2 separate regions of the Mus musculus genome follow, and region 2 is linked to region 1. The links are chromatin contacts, found by Hi-C or POLR2A ChIA-PET in ENCODE. All regions are on one chromosome and are shown on one strand. Each heading gives the region's core, a stretch centred on a gene start or an enhancer-like site at or near the end of the contact. The rest is flanking DNA. Distances are from core to core; before and after follow the strand shown. Region 1 overlaps Tns1 (tensin 1). Region 2 overlaps Tns1 (tensin 1).

Region 1 (3,712 bases), core at 518-3,017:
CCTCTCCCAGCCCCAAACACCCCAGCACCGGCCTCTTCAGTCTGCCTGGGTTGTCACTCACCACATCTACTACATTCTTGGGTACGGTCTCTGTGGTGATGGGCTGGGGACAAAAAGAAAATAGTGTGAGTTTCACAGAGATGCTGGCAGTCAGAGTGGCAACAAGTGCACAGTCACAAGCTTCAAGACATCACTTGGCTGGTCCCAAGTGGGGAGGCAGCATTTGCAAAAATGAAACACAATCTTATTAGCAGTAGAGCCACCCAGTTCTACCTGACCACACTAGGTGCCCATGCAAGCCTCAAACTCCCAATTAATGGGGACAACAGGACAAAACACTCTTGCTCCATCTTCCCAGGGCTTTCACCTCCACTGTCTATCTAGGGTAAGAACCCACAGAGGCAGGGAACACCATGGCCTGTTAGCCCCAGAAAACAAACAAGATATGACGAGAGAAGCCCAAAAGCATGGGCTCCTGGGATCACTGCCAAGTCCCATATCTCCAGTGACTTGCTGGCCTCATCCTTGGTACCTATGGCACACACACACACTCATGCATGCATGTACTCACACACACACACACACACACACACACACACGCATACACACACACACAAAACACTCCCATGCTCACTGCACACCATGCCTTCTCCTCCTTGGTAGGCTCCTCCTCTGATTATACCCCATGTAGTATCCCATTAGCCTTCCCATCCGTGCTTTTCTAAAGGAATAGTCTAACCTGGCCCTATACACTGTGTTTATCCAACCACAGTTAATTTGGTAATTTAAGATTTGTTTTTATTCTTTGAATTATGTGCATGTGCATATACATGGGTGTGGATTTGTTCACATGAGTGCAGGAACTCATTCAGGCCAGAAGCATCGGATCTCTGGAACTGCATTTACATATTGTTGGAAGCCATTCCACACAGTGCTGGGAACTGAACTCAGGTCTCCTGCGTGAGCAGCACGTGCTCTTACCTGCTAAGCCAGCTCTCCAGCCCTGATTTTGGATTCCTGGTCTACCTTCACCCAAAGAAATCACCGTGACAACTCAGTAGAAACTCCCTCATGCCAGGGACCAGGGGGACCAGAAGCGGGCCATCAATAAACATGCATGGATAGACCATCCCAGCCATTCTCCCTCCACCCAAGTCAACACCAGGGCTTCATCCTAAAAGTGCCCAGAAGAGTGAATAATGAGGAATGGGAGTTTCCTAGACCAGGCTCACCTCCCCATTGCTCCTAGAGTTCTATCTGCCACTCCAGGAGGGGACTGTGACTCCCTGAAAGGTATTGGCACTGGGTGTCCCACCAACCTAGAACTTCTGAATGATCCCATACTGCAGGGACCAGAAATGTGTATCTCCAACGGGGTCTCAGATGGCTCTAAGAGCAGACAACCCAGCCCACGCCTGACTGCTGTTAACTACAGGGTGACCAAAAGGAGGTTGCTTGTCCTTGCTGCCCACCAGCATGGCTGCCTAGTGAAATGCATGTTGAGCAAGTAGAATAAAGGCCCCCTATGAAGAGGGCCTGTCTCCCAGCACAGGCTAGTCCTTACGGCTAACCTCTTACCCTGAGGTTCCCCCATAACATGGAGGTCCACCTCACCCAGTCCTAGTCAAACCCCTGTCAGCCTTCTCTGAGCCATAAGATTTAGTATAAAACTACAGGCCTCAGCAGAGCGGGAGAAACTCGCCCTTCCTGCCAGGGATCATCTGAGTACTGTCCCCTCTGCCCCCACCCCTTCCCCTTGCCAGCTGGAGGCCAGCCATGGGCAAGACTCACCATCAGTCAGATGCCTTCAACACACTGTCCCACATGTCTCCCAAGGAGCTAAAAATTTCCAAACACCCAGACTGCCCTCCAGAGTTCATAACCCCCAGCCCGGCATGTATGCACCCCCTCTACCCTAGTTCTCCAGGACTAACCACTACCAGCCTTAGATTACCTGAAAACAGAAAAGTGCAGGGACTGGTCCCAGCTAAGCAGAGTCAGCTAAGGCTGCCCAAGCTCACATGGCACAGTGGGGAAGCTCCTATGGACCCACTAGGACCTGCTTTGGGTCACCCTGTAGTTAACTGCAGTCAGGCATGAGCTGGGCTGTCTGCTCTTAGATCCATCCGGGACCCTGTTGGAGATACTCATTTCTGGTCCCCCCAGCTGGGAATTCAGAAGTAGCAGCCTCAGACAACTGCCCTGATTACACCACAAGTGTAAGCCCCCATACAAGGACACACACACACACACACACACACACACACACACACACATATACACACGCATGTACGCACGTACATACACTAACTCTCTGGTTGACTTTTAGTCTTAGAAAGAAAAAGATGTTTAGTTTTTTATGTATGTGCATGCATGTATGCACCTGAGTGTACATACGTGTACTGTGTGTGTGCAAGTACCTGTGGACCAGAAGAGAGCATCAGATCACCTAGAACTGACGTGTCTGGTCACCTGACATGGGTGCTCGGAACTGAACCTAGGTCTTCTGCAAGAGCAGTAAGTGCTCTTAATTATTGAGCCATCTCTTCAATCCCTGAGTTTTCTTCTTAGAACACACTGCCCTCCAACACTCTATTTTATACTTAATAACATCCTTTAGAACGTCCTGCCTCTCACTGACATATGAGCAACGTCCACTCTGAGGATAGAACAGTGCCCAGCACACTGTGAGCCCTTGGGAAGTATATGTGGTGTGAACAAGTATCCTTGCTCTCTTCTCTGATACCTTATTATGCTCAGCATTGATTGGCACCCAGCAGCATCCTAGGTCCCCTGAACATAGAAAAGCCTTTACCTTCATCTTTGTTAAGTTTTAGGTAAGGACCTTTTGACACCATATGTACAAAGGCATACACACATGTATAGACATAGGCACATGCACACTACATCCTCACATGCTGCTCCAAGACAAGTTTTAGAGGGCCTTGAAACTTTACCGCCCCCCGCCCCCGCATCCTAATCCATAATAGGAACTGAAGTACAGATGGAAGACCTGCCAGCATCTTGAATAAATACAAGGTCTGCCCCAGGCCTGCAGAGCCCATTCCCACGGTCACTTCCCTGCCTCTCTCCTGGGGTCAGTTGGCATCTCAAAGTCAGCTATGAGGCTGATTGATATAAAGTCTAAACAAGGACAATGCTGGCCTCACCCAGGGTCCCTAAGCCCTGCCAGGCCAGGTCTGGACATTGAAGGTGGATCCCCATCACACCTGTCTTGCATTCTGCACAGTATCCCTGTCCCTGAGACCACTGCTCACATCTTTGCACCCTAGCTGCCTCACTGCCTCTCCCTACAGCAGCCATGATCCTGAGGCAGCTTTTCCCAAGGCTAAAGCAAGAACAACAGCTTTGACTTGCAGCAGACTAGGGACCAGGTGCTGCTGCTTCCATTACAGCCCTGAAGGTTCCTTGGAAAATGACCTTAACTCACCTCACAGGGAGACAAGTGAATGGTGAAAGACTGCAGTGGTCACAGGTAGAGAACGGGCATTTAAACTCTGCCCCTTATAGGCTCACAGCCTCTCTCAGCCTCTTGCTCATTCCCCCCAACATTCCCCTCCCTCTGCTCTCTCTGTGCATGTGTGCGCATGTGTGCGCATGTGTGCATGTGCGTGTGTGCATGTGCGTGTGTGCATGCACCTGAATGCACAGATGTGGAGACCACAGATCAACATCATGTATCTTCCTCTGT
Region 2 (3,712 bases), core at 844-3,343, 38 kb after region 1:
AGCACTCAATCAAGTGGGCTACGTGCTTGCCCATTCGCGGTAGTTTTACATCACCCTCTTCGGAATCTTGCTGTTCTGAATTCTGAACAGGACCCTCTTTGGGAGCAGGGAGGTGATTAAGCCCTGACCTTCATGGCTGCTCTCTCTCTCTCTCTCTGTCATCCGGCCCTGCCTAATTGTGGGAAGTACTTTCAAACCTTTATTAGGAAAAGGCTGCCTGGGTGGCAGTAGTAAGATGTCAGCCAAAGGCCTTCAGGGAGCAACTGGATCAGTGGAGAATGCAACCTAAGAGGCAGCCATGGGCCTGGGAAGTAAGGAAGGTAATTGGCAGGAACTCCAGCACACAGGGGACCTCTAAGGCCACCATGAACAACTGATCTTGTGTGACTAGAGGGCATGCAAGTCGCCTAGGAGAAGCTGGGTGGGCAGCCAGCCGGGTCACACACTTGAGCCCCGGAACTTTCTTTACTCCATCCAGCCCCCTGTCTGGAGCACAGCATGCGCTCAGTGAATGGGAATAAGTGAGAGGATGGTGGGGGCTGGCCCGGTGGATGGTTGCCTAATAAGTGGGTAAAGGGGACACTTGAAACATCTAAATGCTGCACAGCACTCAACAAGATAACTAGGCAAACGTTTATCTCTGAAGCTGCACAATCAGAAAGCCCAAGTATGTGAGGATACAGGACGCGTCACATTGATATACAGAGGCCCCCAGACATCTCCTGCCCTCCCCCATGTCTGCAGCAGCATAAGGGCCCCTCTGAAATGCCCATCCCCGTCCAGCTATCCTCTAAAGTCTGTGGAGGTTTCTCTCTCTGCCTCTGCCCAACAGGGACCTTTCTTGCTCATGCACGCTCCCATGTCTGGGTAGAACCTAGAACTCAGAGTACCTAGAAACCATACCAGAGGAGCCAGAGGACTTGGTGCGGGGAGAGGAGCCATCCCACCGTAAAGGCACTTTCTGAAAACAGTCTGCTGCTCCCTTCTTCACTTCCTCCCTATTGCCTCTCCAAACTGCCTAGGTCTTCCCTGCCTCCCCTCCATTCCCCAGTTCCCAGGGTTTCCCAGCCCCCCTCAAGCCAGCCGTGCCCTTTCCTCCCTCCCTTCCTCCCTCCCTCGTATCCCCAAGCTTAAATCGCACATCTGGTTCCAGTTGTGGTCAGTCCATTCAGGGCAGGCCTGGAGGTTTCTCATAAAACTGAATAATAACCAGTGTTGAAGCCCTGTGGAGGTGGGGGAAGGGAGAGCGAGAGGCTAAGTGTGAGCACAGGAGACAGGGCGACAGTGGCAGTAAGGAGACCAGACCCCAGAAGGGAGCTGGCAGCGCCTGACACCTAGCAGGACCCGCGGGTTGCTTATCAGCTGAAGAGGGGCCATAGAGAGATGTGGCAGGGAAGCTGGGAGCTGAGAGAGGGTACAAAGGGTGGGTCACAGAGAGCCAAGAGAGAAAGGGAGAAGAGCGGGTGGAGCAACAGAAAAGCCATTGAAAAAGACAGGGAGAAACGAATGGTCTATGTCAGAGCAGGTGCTAAAACAAGCATTTCCATTGGAAGAAGACAGGACAACAGGACAGAAGAGGGCACAAAAGGCCCCAGAAGCAAAGAAAGCACAGGGACAGAGATAGGACACAGATGGGTCAAGACCTAGTGTGTTGGATGCAATGTGCCAGCCTTACAGCAGCATATCCACACAGTGGGTCCCCAGAACCCTGCATATGTCTCTTCATTGCAGTTTAATCAGCAACTAGTGACTGTCTACATGGAGCCTCTCCCAACCCCACATACACAACGTGAATTTCTATGAATGTTCCAGGGAGCTCTGGGAGGTGGCAAGGATCCTGTCTGGTTGTAGACCTGAGCTCACAGCCCTTCTGTAGGATTAGCCAGCAGCTGAGCATAACCCTGTCACCTCAGAGCACAGCTGGGGACTCTGGAGGGTACCTGGCCTGTGACACACACACACCCTCAGGGGCAGACCAAATGCCCCTATAGGAAAGAACACCTCCAAAATCTTCCCGTGATGGGAAAGTCACCCATTCTAGCGCCTGCACCCCACTCTCTCCTCCATCTCTGACTCTGAGAGGACAAAGGTGGACATGCAGGTCCCAGGGGGAGGGCACACTTGGGTATACCTCTTCTTCTCCCAAGGGACAAGGGGCAAGGGACTACTCTGGGCTTTGACTTACAAAAAGCTCAGCTGGCTGCAAGCCAGACCCCAGGATCACCCTCTGCATCAGTCACTGTCTGTGCATTTGAGCTGTGCCCCTCCCTCTGCAGCTAAGAATAACTCTGGACTGTTCTCCAGGAGGCTGTCATCAGTGTCTCCCCTGAGAGACCTCTTTCCAGGGCTCCTTCAGAGGTAACCCCTGAAGCCACATCTATACCACTGTCCCCAAAAGCCCCTTTCTTCTTCCCTTCCAGATGCTGAATTTTCACTTATGGGTTCCTTAGAGCCAGTACCCAGCTGTATTTACATCTTATTTACATATATTTTTATCACTGACAGGAACCACAGAATTACACTTGGAGTGTGGGGGTGGGGTGCAGATGCTTTCTTAGTCTTTGGTGACAGACAGCACGGGCAGGAGATGCAGTGGGAAGCAGCCTGTCTACTGTTCTTCCCCCAGTATACACACAAGAGTCCTTCCCTTAAGCCTGCCTCAGTTTTCTGCCAGGAAAAGTAGTTGGACCCATCAGCTTCAGGACTGAAGTGAAGATTTGGTGCCTCCCAGTTACAGCCTCTCTGATGGCCACCAAGCCCCTCAAACGTTCTTGGGAGCACATTTCTAAGCAGATATTAGTCTTCGGCAGAAGGCACTTAAACCCCTGGTCTCCCAGGTGAAACTCAGCTTTAAAGCTGGGAGGTCCCCAGGGGCCTCCCTACCTCTAGGGCAGGATTCCTCATGGGCATCCCCTCCCCCTCCTTCCATCCCTTTCTAGCAGTCTCTTGCCTGAATCTGGGTCCTTCCAGGGAGCCTAAGAGCCCCTCCCTCACACACCAGACCACCCCCAGCCCTGTAGTCTAAGAAACCCAGATTGCATGGGTGGAGGTTCCCAGTGCCAGGAATCACAGCGACATTCTTGGAGAATGGGAGCCTAGTGGGTTCCTAGCCAGCAAAGGGGTGCTGATTAATAGATCAATGTCAACTTCCTGACTTGCCAAAGGGCTCTGTCCTCTGCCCTGGCTTGTTCAACATACTTATCAGTAATGAGGCTGAGGTGTAGGAGGGACACACAAGGGGGTGGGGCGAAAGAAGAGCAAAGACACCAAACTGACTTTATACGTATGTCAGAACTAGGAAGGGAACTTTTCTCTTGGGCTACTGTCCTCAACAGTGGCCCCACATTAATAACAAACATTAATAATAATTCAATCCAGGAAACGTCAACCATTGAAGGCAAAGAGTTCAGCTTTGTTAGCAGTAGAATGTGATCGTCCTCAGAAGACACCAGTACTTTTGAGTGCATTCACAGAAATACAGAGTTTAGATCCAAGGAGACGAAGGTTCTGGATTACTCCACACTAATCAGACACCAAGAGAAATGTCAGGTTCTCCTTTATGCCTATACCATCGCATATCTAGAGGACATCAATGACTCTAATAAAAGTCCACTGGATAGGAACACAAGGACTGCTCTTTTAGTTTAGATGACAAAGATGGAGGTGCATAATCACACATGTGAAGATGGCCTTGGGAAAGTGAGGCAGGTCT

The links. Hi-C counts contacts between places; a loop is a spot of excess contacts on that map. ChIA-PET counts read pairs that join two places held with the same protein, here RNA polymerase II (POLR2A).
Region 2: a map of gastrocnemius shows a loop between it and region 1 (2.0-fold over the local background). The contact joins two enhancer-like sites. A Hi-C loop is called at or near these places in 7 of 37 maps with a recorded cell type or tissue (adrenal gland, gastrocnemius, heart and 1 more). POLR2A ChIA-PET finds 5 or more read pairs at or near these places in 1 of 5 experiments (Patski).

Annotation. Positions count from the first base shown.
Region 1 is chr1:74,003,456-74,007,167 of GRCm38, forward strand. It overlaps Tns1 (tensin 1), which reads right to left. Exons shown (of 33, transcript NM_001289895.2): 5 at 62-103. Among named protein-coding and RNA genes, the nearest start is that of Gm39664, 26 kb to the right of the region's middle. Within about 2 kb of position 1,768, at least 2 of the 3 ENCODE cell types and tissues checked have a DNase peak (open chromatin) inside an H3K27ac peak, as active enhancers do; they include gastrocnemius and heart, where a contact is called at or near this core.
Region 2 is chr1:74,040,708-74,044,419 of GRCm38, forward strand. All of the region lies in intron 3 of Tns1 (tensin 1), which reads right to left. Among named protein-coding and RNA genes, the nearest start is that of Gm39664, 11 kb to the left of the region's middle. Within about 2 kb of position 2,094, at least 2 of the 3 ENCODE cell types and tissues checked have a DNase peak (open chromatin) inside an H3K27ac peak, as active enhancers do; they include gastrocnemius and heart, where a contact is called at or near this core.